2 separate regions of the Homo sapiens genome follow, and region 1 is linked to region 2. Evidence: chromatin loops called from intact Hi-C (ENCODE). Cell type or tissue: ascending aorta. All regions are shown on one strand. Links, peaks and the distances in the headings refer to the core of each region. The heading gives the core; the rest is flanking DNA. Region 1 has its middle 32 kb from the start of TFDP3. Region 2 holds the start of GPC4 (glypican 4).

Region 1 (5,364 bases), core at 271-5,270, 170 kb after region 2:
CTCTTAGCAGGACCTGCATTCCATGTAGGCCACAGAGCCTATACTGTGAAATTGCGGAGGGGCTGCCAAAGCCCTGGGTTGTGGAGCTTCAAGTCTTGCTACTGCCAGAGTTGGGGGCCCAGACCCCAAGATCACACCGTGACTCAAAAGACTGGGTCCTGCTGAAGCCACTCTACTCACCAGAGCAAGCTCTCTTTAGGGGAGGCCCTGCTGTCTGGGGCATGGTGGCCACAGGAAAGGGGAGGCCAGGGGAAAGGAGTAGGTTGTCCTTCAAAGAAGCAGCTCTGAGGCTCAAGGACCCTGGCACCCCTGATTCCACAGCAATAAGGGAGCAGCTACTGGAAACTCCATGGATCAGAAAGTGCTTTTGGAGCTGCCAGATGAAAGAAAGGAAAAAAGACGAATAGATGCATGGAGAAGGCAGGTTAACAGAATGATAGAACAGGGGAAGGGGAAGAAGGAGATTCACAAAGAGAGAAAAAGAGAGTGAGACAGAAGACGGTGATATAGCTCAAAGAAATGAGAATATTTGCAGTAACAGAATACTCACTCATCTTTTTCCTTAGATCCTGCTGGGGAGACTTGATTGGCAGGTGTGGCTTGAAGGCCTGGGAGGCCTGGCAGATGACTCCCTCCTTCCCCATCTTGCTTGGGCCTGCCTTGACCCTGAGCCCGTGGTTGGAGGTCTCTCAGTTCTGACCTCTTGCTCTGGTGTCCTGTGTGCCCTTCCTCTGCCCTCCTCTGCTTCTGGCTAGCTCCCTCCCTCTCTCTTCCCTTCCTCTTCTCTTCCCTTCCCCCTCCCCTCCCCTCCCCTCTCCTCCCCTCTCCTCTTCTCTCCCCTCCCCTCTCCTCCCCTCCCCTCTCCTCTTCTCTCCCCTCCCCTCTCCTCCCCTCCCCTCTCCTCTTCTCTCCCCTCCCCTTCTTTCTTTTCTTTTCTCTTTTCTTTTAATGTCTTTTCTTCTTTTTCTTTCTTTCCTTTCTTCTCTCCTTTTGTCTTTCTTCTTTCTTTTCTTCTTTTTCTTCCTTTTTTTGTTCTCCTTCTCTTTTTTTCTTCCTTCCTTCCTTCTTTCTTTTCTCCTCCCTTCCTCTTCTCCTTTCTTTCTTTCCTTTTTTCCTTCCTACCTTCTAACAGAGTCTTGCTCTCTCATTCAGGCTGGAGTGCAGTGGTACAATCATAGCTTACTGTAGCCTAAAACTCCTGGGCTCAAGTGATCCTCCCACCTCAACCTCCTGAGTAGCTGGGACTACAGGCACACACCACCACACCTGGCTTTTTTTTTTAATCTTTATTTTTTGTAGAGACAGGTATCTCACTATGTTGCCCAGGCTAGTCTCAAACTCCTGGCCTCAACTTATCTTCCTGCCTCAGCCTCCTGAGTAGCTGGGACTACCAGCATTTGCCACCATGTCTGGCTATGTTTTCTACTTTTTATAGAGGTGGGGTCTCTGTATGTTGCCCAGGCTTGTCTTGAACTCCTAGGCTCAAATGATCCTCCGTCTTGGCCTCCCAAAACCCTGGGATTACAGCCGTAAGCCACCATGCCCAGCTCCTCTCTTTGTCTTTTTTCCCCACTTTGACAGCACCACCTCCCTTCCAGCTGGTCTGAGGTCCCCCATTTTTAATGCCTATAACAAAACCAAGGGTTAGGCGGGACCCAAGAGCTCCATGTTATGGTGACAGAGTTCCAATTAAGGACATCGGGTATGGTGTGTGGTCAGCAGGAACGTTGGCTTTTCTCTGCAGAACTGACAGGCGATTCAGAGCCTATGGAGTTTGTCAAATGCAGCTCTCACCTCCTGGAGATATCCTCTGGGGCCTTGCGTGGAGACACTTGTGATGACTGGTTCCCTGTCTCACTACAGATGTGGGTTTCAATAAGGTCATGTTAATAGTATTTCGTCTGTTGTAGTAAGATTTGCAAATTGCCCAGATTAGCATACACAGAAACAAAAAAAAAAAATTCAGATCCATTTTGTTTACTAGCCCAAAGTGAATGTGCTTTATAGGCTCCAAATGTGTAGATCAAGGTTGCCAGCTCTTCAAGCCCCCAGCTGACTTTGCAAGCCCTCACCCTATCAGCAACCTGTGGCCCTTCAGGCCCCGTGGGAAGTAATAACAGTAAGTGGGGAAGTTTGTCAAAGGGTGGCAGAAAGGGGCTTCCTCCTTATTAGACCGTGGCTCTAATGAGATGGTGAGCATATTTTCCAAGCAGCCACCTTAAAAAAAAAGAAAAGAAATCCATAATGTGACCAGGCCAAGTGTGCTTACGTGAACGACAAGGGAAACTATTTGAAACTGGAACTGTTGTATAAAATACAGGGCATGTGTTTGCCAGAATTATGACAACCACTACTTTCTGTAAACCCAGAAAAGGGCCACAGCAGGATTGCCAGGGTCCCTTTGGAAAACTGGACTTCATTCCTACAGCTCTGTTCCCTGCCCCCACACCCTCTCCAGCCCTAGCTCAGCTTGTGGTAGCATTTAGAAGGCCTTGGTAATTACTGAAGGCAAATGATAGAAGACACATTTTGAAAAGGACAGCTTCATTGTTGCTAACATCATGGGCATTGTTTGTAAGGGGTTTGTTGTTTTTGGAGGCGGGTAGGAAGAGGGAGGAGGAATTCAATCAAGCCCTTCCAGCTAGAGCTCTGTGAGCTGCACAACCTGGATCCTGCTGCTGGGCCAGCGCCTGCCAGAGATAAAACAGGCCCTTTCTTTCTTGTGCGTTCTCTGCCTACTGCTGCAGCCACAGAGAGAAACAGAGATTCTGAATGGTTTTCAGGCCCCTCCTGGCTTTCCTGTCATATATTTCAGATACTTTCAAAGAAAAAAATAAAGAGCAAAGTTGATGTTCCAGGGAGGCTGTTGTGAAACACTGCATTGTACACAAGGGTTTCCTGGCACAACAGTGGGCTGGGGTGTAAAGGTCTGGAATGTCCCTTCCACCATGACCATTCTAATGACCATTCTAGACTTCTTTGATGCCAGTAAGTCCTACAGACCAGGGGTGTCCAATCTTTTGGCTTCCCTGGGCCACATTGGAAGAAGAATTTTCTTGGGCCACACATAAAATACACTAACAATAGCTGATGAGCAAAAAAAAAAAAAAAAAAAAAAAAAAATTGCAAAAAATCTCATAATGTTTTAAGAAAGTTTATGAATTTGTGCTGGGCCACATTCAAAGCTGTCCCGAGCTGCATGCATGTGGCCCGTGGACTGTAGGTTGGACAAGCTTGCTATAGAAGAAAAAAAGTTAATGTTTTCTTCAGGGAGAAGAATTGGGTCATATGTGTTAGTGTTGAAGATCATCACAAACTTTTCAGTCAGTCGGGATGTCACACAGAGCATGTCTAACTGAGTTACTGCATGAACTTGAAGCCCTGCACAGGACTGGGGGACTTGCTAACAATCATCTGGTATTTCTTCAGATAAACACTAGGTGGCATGGAGAACTTAATAAATAGAAAACACTAATATCACAAATTGGAAAATAGAGGAGAACCTTCTTGTCTCACTTGCAGCAATTTTTAAATCTCCCGGTCAAAGTTCAATAGAAAACAACAGCAATATGGCTAACGTTGTTTATTGAGGCATTCACAAAGAGAACCAAGCTAGAGGAATTATTTCACAAAATCTCTCCTTCTAATCTTTTCTGGAATATCATTTTATAAACATGATGATAAATTCAAAAATAATTGTTCCCATGACCAAATTCCTTAATAGAAAACAGTCTATTTCTGTCAGTGTGGACGTGTTTTTCATTTGCAAAATCCTGACAAACTTTTCTTCCTCCCCCTTTTCCTGTAAGAAATGAGCCAAGGGGGTGGGGGTTGGGGGGAAACAAAGCTGACTGATCATTCTTCTCCAAACATCCCTTTGGATTAAAAGGCACAATTTCTCCTGCCATTTTGACATTCCCAACATGTTTGCTTTTCTGTGTTCAGGGCTAGAAAGAGGAGTGAGTATCTTTCCCATAATGCTGAGTACAAAAACCTAGGGAGCAGGTGTCCTAGTGTAACTGCCCAAGGGGTCCTTCCTGCCCACTGCACAAACAAAATCAATTCACAGAGACCATGTCATTGCAGTAAAGAAAGAGTTTAATTAACGCGAGGCTGGCCACACCATGCAGAAGATGGAGTTATTATTCAAATCAGTTTCATGGAAGGTTCAGATGTTAGGAGTTTTTCAGATAGTTTGCTGGACAGGGAGCTAAGGTATGGACAGTGCTGACTGTTTGGGTCAGAGATGAAATAATAGGGAGTTGAAGCTGTCCTCTTGGACTGATCGCTTCTGGGTGGGGCCACAGGAGCAGTTGGCAGGTCCAGGTGGAGCCTTCGGTCAGACATGCAAAAAACCTGAAACGATATCTCAAAAGGCCAGTCGTAGGTTCTACAATGGTGACGTTATCTGCAGGAGTAATTGGGAAAGTTGCATATCTTGTGACCTCCAGAATAATGGCTGGCAATCCTTGATATCTATACCTTAATGAAATTCAGGCTTTTCTATCCTCCTAGTCTGGTGGTTTCTCATTAGCTTTACAAAGGCAGTTGAGTTTTGGGAAAGGACTATTATCATTTAAACTATAAACTAAATGTCTCCCAAATAAGCCCAGGAATAATTAAGGGCAGCTTGAAGGCTAAAGGCAAGATGAGGGTTGGCCAGATCAGATCTCCTTCACTGCCATAATTTCTTCACTGTTAGGGTTTTTGTAAAGGCAGTTTCACTAGCTACAGTTCAATGACTAGATCATTTCTGACAATAATACATCCTCTCTTTTGCTTAGCAAATCCTGTAGGGAGAAGCAGAGCTGTATCACACAAAGGCATTCTTGACTCACCAGGTACTGATTATTAGAGCAAGGCCACTTAAGGGCCTCTTCTAGCCTTCTGGCAGTTGAAAGTCCTAAAACATACAAAGTTCGCAGCCCTGCCCCTGCAAGACAGACAACAGGCTAGTCTAGGCAGAAGCAAAAATTGTTGCCACTTAGAGTAACGGGAAGCTGTGCCTTCCAGGTGTCATTTCTAAGAATAAGAGTCAGGCAGAAAAGTTAGTACTTTGAAAGGCTTCAGCTGTCTTAAGGAATGCTGTCTTAGCATAGCTGAAACCTATGTTGGAATAGCTTGAAATCCTACACCTAATCACAGTACCTGAAGTCACCAAGACACTCAGGTTCAATCTCCATAGAGACAGCGATCAGGTGCCAAGCAATGGGAGTTTGTGGCCCAGCCCTAGCCTTTATGTGTGACCTCTCTGACTCTCCCTGAGTCTCTGTGTCTCCATCTGCGAGATGAGAATTACAATTGCCATTCAAACATTCAAATTCTCAGCGCTGTGTAGAGGAGCAAATCAAATGGGAAGGCGCT
Region 2 (5,364 bases), core at 57-5,056:
TGTATTGTATGATTCCATTTCTACAAAATGTCTGGAACAGGCAAATCCATAGAGACAAAGCAAATTAGTGGTTTGTAGGGACTGGAAGGAGAAGAGAATGAACTTTGAGTGCTTAATGGGTATGTGGTCTCCTTTTGGAGTGATGAAAATGTTCTGTAACTAGTGGTGATGATTGTACATTATGATTGTACTAAATGCCACTGAAGTGTGCATTTCAAAATGGTTAAAATGATACCAAATTGCGTATGTGTGTGCTTTTTACCACAATTCTAAAAAGCAAAAAAAAAAAAAAGTTATATGACGGTTAATCAGCCTGAGAAGTCATCGATTTTTGCAGTCAACATGCAGTCTCTATTTTTTGGCGTTGAGAGAACTTACAAGGAGTAGGTGCATCTCCACTAAGAAGCCTCTTCTGAAGACAGCAGGGATGGGAGTGGGAGAGGGAAGAAGGAGTTCTGGCCCATCTGAAAAGAAAGCTTCCCTTCTGGATGGTATTTGTTTCGTAGATTGCCAGTTGTTCACCCTGTTTGTATTTAAATGAAAGGAGGCTTTGAAGTGGGAGCCGCCTCTGAGCACGGCTTGGGGTTCCTGCCTCCCTTGGTAAAGTTCAGACTTGTCCAGATCTGTTTGTAGCCAGAGGTTACTGTTTCTGGTGGAAAAGGCTCAAGTTTGGGTTAATAATACATTATGAGGAAGAGCAGGAGTAAACCTGGGGAGGGCGGGGGCGGCGGGGGGGAGCGGCGGCAACGAATGAGTTCCTCCCAGCCTTGGTGTGAGAAGTAGCTTTCTGATTTGGCCTTCATGGTTCAGGAGTATCATTTTCTCTCTTACGGTCACTGGCTTCCATTTTATAATAATGCTCGTTGCATCTCAGAGCATATTCTCCTTGGTGAAGAACATCTTTAAGTAAATGTATCAATCAATGAAAATTAAAAGTGCTCAGCTAAGCCCTAGCAATGCCTTCAGGACTTGATGGTTACCAGTTTAAGGAAAGTCTTGAAAATGGCAGGAAATTCAATTGTAGTTGAGTTTGCACATTAAAAAAATTGCTCTCCTAGTTTCAGAGTTAAATATTCAGCCAGCCCACAGAAATTGGAAGTCACAGTTATAGACGGGTCACAGTCTGTTCATGTTGATAGTCTGTTAACAAAATGTAGAAGAGTCTGCAAGCAGGTATTCAAAATAACAGCTCCTCATAGCCAGCCATGTCAACGTGGTTTACAAACAACAGTGGAGAAAGTCTCAACAAACCCTCTGAGGGTGATAACTGTAATGATGGTTCGTATCTTTGCCCTATGTAATTTTATGGGAATTGAGAGTCTAGCCAAATAATAAGTTCCAGCCCTTTTTATCTGCCCAGTTCCCAGCACACTCCCGAGGTGTCTGAGGCACTTCTCAACCCAACCTCTTAAAGCAGATTGTAACAATAACAACGGTAATGACAAGTTCCCGAGCTGCACAGTTCCCTTCATTTAAGGAGCGCTGGGAGCTTCAAAAAAACACTCATTAATGGAATCTGACAAAGCTTGCAAGATGGGAAGTCTCTCCCATTTCCAGTTTTCTGGTGGAAAAGTGGGGACTGAGTCCCAGAGGGGTGTCAGTCTCTCTCAAGGGGCTTGAGGGGGTAGGGGGTTTGGGAGTCCTGGGCTACCATTATTCCATGAAATTCGAGAGTCAAGAGTCCCGGGTTCTGGACGCCCCCTTCCCCGGCGTGCTATTTACCAAGTCGCTTCCCATTTCTGGGCCCCAGTTCCCTTAATAGAAGGAAGGGTTGGGCCAAATGGTCTCCAAGATCTCTGCGGTCAACCCTGTCTTTGCCCCCTCACCTCGCGGTTGGGGGTTTCTCCCGCTTCAGAGTTCGGTTAGACTTGTAGTAGAACCGGGTCGGGGGTGGGAGTGGCGTCGAGGGGTTGGAGTGTTGCGGATGCGGGAAGGAGGATGCCTGATGGGGTCCTGGACAAACTGGTGTTTCACGAGTACCGTCCTATGGGAAGCAGGTCTGGGGAGACCAGGTGAGGCTCTAGGACGAGCTCGGAGCCCCAAATCCCCCTGCTGCCTGCAGCGAAACAATGCGAGTAATGTGCCTTCCCCGCCCAGCCCGGGAGCTGCGCGGATAGGAGCGTCCGCGGGTGCGGGATGGCAGCGGGGAGGCGGATATCGCGGCGGGAGGGCTCCGCGCGGCTTTTGCCCATAGGCGGCGGGTCAGGTGGCCGCGCGCAAGAAGGCCTGGGGCTCAGACATGGGCTTCGGGACAAGTCCCAGGCCGTCCCGTTCCCCAGAACCTGGGCCCTTCAGCCCGGAGTAGTTGGCCTTCCCTTTGTGGTTGGGGGGCGGTGGGCTGGCTCCCCGCCTCCGAGGAGGAGGGGAGGAAGGAGGAGCCGGGTGGGGCGTGTCACGCGAAGGAGCGCCGGGCGCCCGGTGCGGCCCCCTAGGAAGTGGATTTGGCCGCTCCGGATCCAACCCGGCTTCCAGGTTTTCTCCCGGCCCGGCCCAGCGTGCTCCCGCCTGTCTCCGGCCCCCCCACGACGCCCGCCCCCTCCCCCCGAGTGCCGCCCGCTTGGCCAAGTTTGCGGAGCGTCGCCGCGCACGCCGGCCAGTCAATCAGCGGCAGAGCTGAGAAGGGCACAGCCGCGCGGCGGAGGGCAGAGTCAGCCGAGCCGAGTCCAGCCGGACGAGCGGACCAGCGCAGGGCAGCCCAAGCAGCGCGCAGCGAACGCCCGCCGCCGCCCACACCCTCTGCGGTCCCCGCGGCGCCTGCCACCCTTCCCTCCTTCCCCGCGTCCCCGCCTCGCCGGCCAGTCAGCTTGCCGGGTTCGCTGCCCCGCGAAACCCCGAGGTCACCAGCCCGCGCCTCTGCTTCCCTGGGCCGCGCGCCGCCTCCACGCCCTCCTTCTCCCCTGGCCCGGCGCCTGGCACCGGGGACCGTTGCCTGACGCGAGGCCCAGCTCTACTTTTCGCCCCGCGTCTCCTCCGCCTGCTCGCCTCTTCCACCAACTCCAACTCCTTCTCCCTCCAGCTCCACTCGCTAGTCCCCGACTCCGCCAGCCCTCGGCCCGCTGCCGTAGCGCCGCTTCCCGTCCGGTCCCAAAGGTGGGAACGCGTCCGCCCCGGCCCGCACCATGGCACGGTTCGGCTTGCCCGCGCTTCTCTGCACCCTGGCAGTGCTCAGCGCCGCGCTGCTGGCTGCCGAGCTCAAGTCGAAAAGTTGCTCGGAAGTGCGACGTCTTTACGTGTCCAAAGGCTTCAACAAGAACGATGCCCCCCTCCACGAGATCAACGGTAGGTGGGCACACCCGGGAGGTGGGCGCAGAGACCGACACTTCGGGAAGGGAGGCTGCAACTCCCTTCCCCCGCCCCGCCGCCCCCTGCGCCGGACGCAGGTACACTAGAGGGAGAAATGGGCAGTCGAGAGGGCAGGAGCGAGCGAGCGAGAGAGCCAGGCAGCCCGGGCGCAGGACGTTCCCCGCGGGCGCAGCGCTCCCCCCTTCCCAGCACTGCGAGCGGAGGGGCGCCGCCGGGTTGCCCAGTGCGACTGTCGCGCTCCGCTCCCCGCCTCCGCTCCTCCTCTCCCCCCTGCATTATTCGCCGTCCCGGGAAGCCCCTGAGGACTGTGGCCCTCAAAGTGCGTGTCACCGGCTACTTCTCCTTTTCCGGGTTGAACTCCTTATAGGACGCCCCGCTTTGTTGTATGGGTGAGGAGAGGCCGGGTGGGGGTGGGGGTCGCCAGTGGGGTGTGGTGGAGGGAAACGTCCCGGAGCTTGCTAGATTCTGGGGGTCGCAAAACGTGGAACTTGAATTGATGTTTCATTGATGTTCTTTTAAAACTCTCTCCCCGCCTCTCTTGCACCGCTGACAAGGATTAGGAGTTTTAGTAGCCGCAACCGCTTCAGAAGTCGCCTTTAAAAAGCAAACGACTACCCCCACTCTCCACCCCTCCAAACCCTGACTTTTGGGAACTCTCCTACTTTCCGGAAGGTATCAGACCAGAGGAGTATTTTTCCCCTCTTTCTTTTTTCTTACCTCATTTTAAGGGTTAATTGCACTTTCAATTACAGACCTTTGAAAGGACTGATTACAGGAAACCTGAATCTCAGTTTGGAGATGGTTATGCAAATAGAGACGGCTTAGCCTGTGAGAAAGTTCACCGGATTTTGGCGCCGGTGGGGTGGGATGGGGGGTGTATGGGGGTATTTGTGAAAGCCCCTCTCGGAGCGCTGGGGAGGCAGCGTTCGGCGGGTGCCCTGCGTCCCTCCCAGCGAAGCTGGCGGCGGTGTCCGGCCGGGTCCCCTCCGGGTCGCACTGTCTTCTTAGCAGCGGCCAACTGTTGCGCGCAGCCCCGCCGGCCGCGCAGGTAGCCCGTTCGCCCTGGGGGCTCAGAAAGCACCACGAATCTAGCTGGCTGGTGGCCAGCGTAATCTAACGGAGGAGTGAGAGATTCGAGCCCGGGGGGGGGGCTGAGCCTCCACTCCGAACCTTTCATGGAAGTGAGTGGAGCGCGCCTTTGCCTTGCCGTGCTGGTCTCCGGGTGGGGCGGGCAGGGGGCCGGCAGCCAGCAAAGGAAATACTGTAATTTCAACCAGGCGCTTCCAAAGGCTTAGGAAGATTTGGGGGTCATTTTTTGGAAGGGCTATTAATAACCTTGGAGATTAAGTGCAGTCATCAATTACATATTAATTACAAAGGTAATTGAGGGAAGTTGCTGGGCACTTTTGGAGTGTAACTGGCGTCTGTCTAGAAATAGAAGCGAAGAAATTGTTGGAGCAGCCCAGGCGCCCACTGCACCTTGGCAGTTACCAAATAACATGCTCACTACTGATTAGACACTGTTTGCCCTTCAGCTGCCTGTCTTTTGGGGAGCTCAAGTATGTCCTCAAAGCGGCACGATTTTATTGGTTGTAGAGCCCTGAAAAGCCCTCTTTCTTTCCCTTCCTCCTGCCCCGCCAGAAAAAAAATGAAGTGAACCACCAGCCGCTGAAGCTTGGGGACTCTGCAGGTCAAACCTGGGGTCTTTGTGCCCTGCACAGTTTAGGCCTGGGCACAGCGGAGATGATTGGCGTGAAGGTTACAGTTGTCATTCCCACATTTTGAAGGGGTAGATGCAGCTCTGCACTTAATGGGAATGTGACAAGGTTTCATCTTCTGCTCATGCAAACAATATGTGCCTTTGATATTGACTGCAGGCATTCAGCGAGTGGGGTTGTGAAACTGCCCTCCCCAGTTTCCCCAACTTTGCTCTGTGCAGTCTTTCGCTGTGGCAGGGCATCTTCCCCAGCCAGCATCTCAGGAAAAAGGAAGCTTGAAGGGTGCTCAGAGACTCTGTGCTAGGTGTTCCCTTTGATTGTCATCATCCCCAGAAATCACCTG

The links. A loop is a pair of places that touch in the nucleus more often than their neighbours do. Peaks named below come from ENCODE experiments on the same cell type or tissue, not always from the same donor. Only the 100,000 strongest peaks of a DNase experiment are listed, where the experiment ranks them.
Region 1: a loop joins it to region 2, with 3 times the contacts of the local background. A loop is called at or near these places in 3 of 110 quality-filtered maps.

Annotation. Positions count from the first base shown.
Region 1 is chrX:133,247,920-133,253,283 of GRCh38, reverse strand. No RefSeq gene overlaps it. Among named protein-coding and RNA genes, the nearest start is that of TFDP3, 32 kb to the right of the region's middle. RefSeq lists an enhancer at 2,243-2,826. In ascending aorta, for the core only: no CTCF peak of the experiment used is centred there; a DNase peak (open chromatin) is centred at 2,393; H3K27ac peaks cover 2,325 bases.
Region 2 is chrX:133,412,721-133,418,084 of GRCh38, reverse strand. It overlaps GPC4 (glypican 4), which reads left to right and starts at 2,596. Exons shown (of 9, transcript NM_001448.3): 1 at 2,596-3,279. The coding sequence starts at 3,120. RefSeq lists enhancers at 195-734, 1,857-2,357. In ascending aorta, for the core only: no CTCF peak of the experiment used is centred there; DNase peaks (open chromatin) are centred at 2,514, 3,301 and 4,425; H3K4me3 peaks cover 3,572 bases; H3K27ac peaks cover 2,804 bases.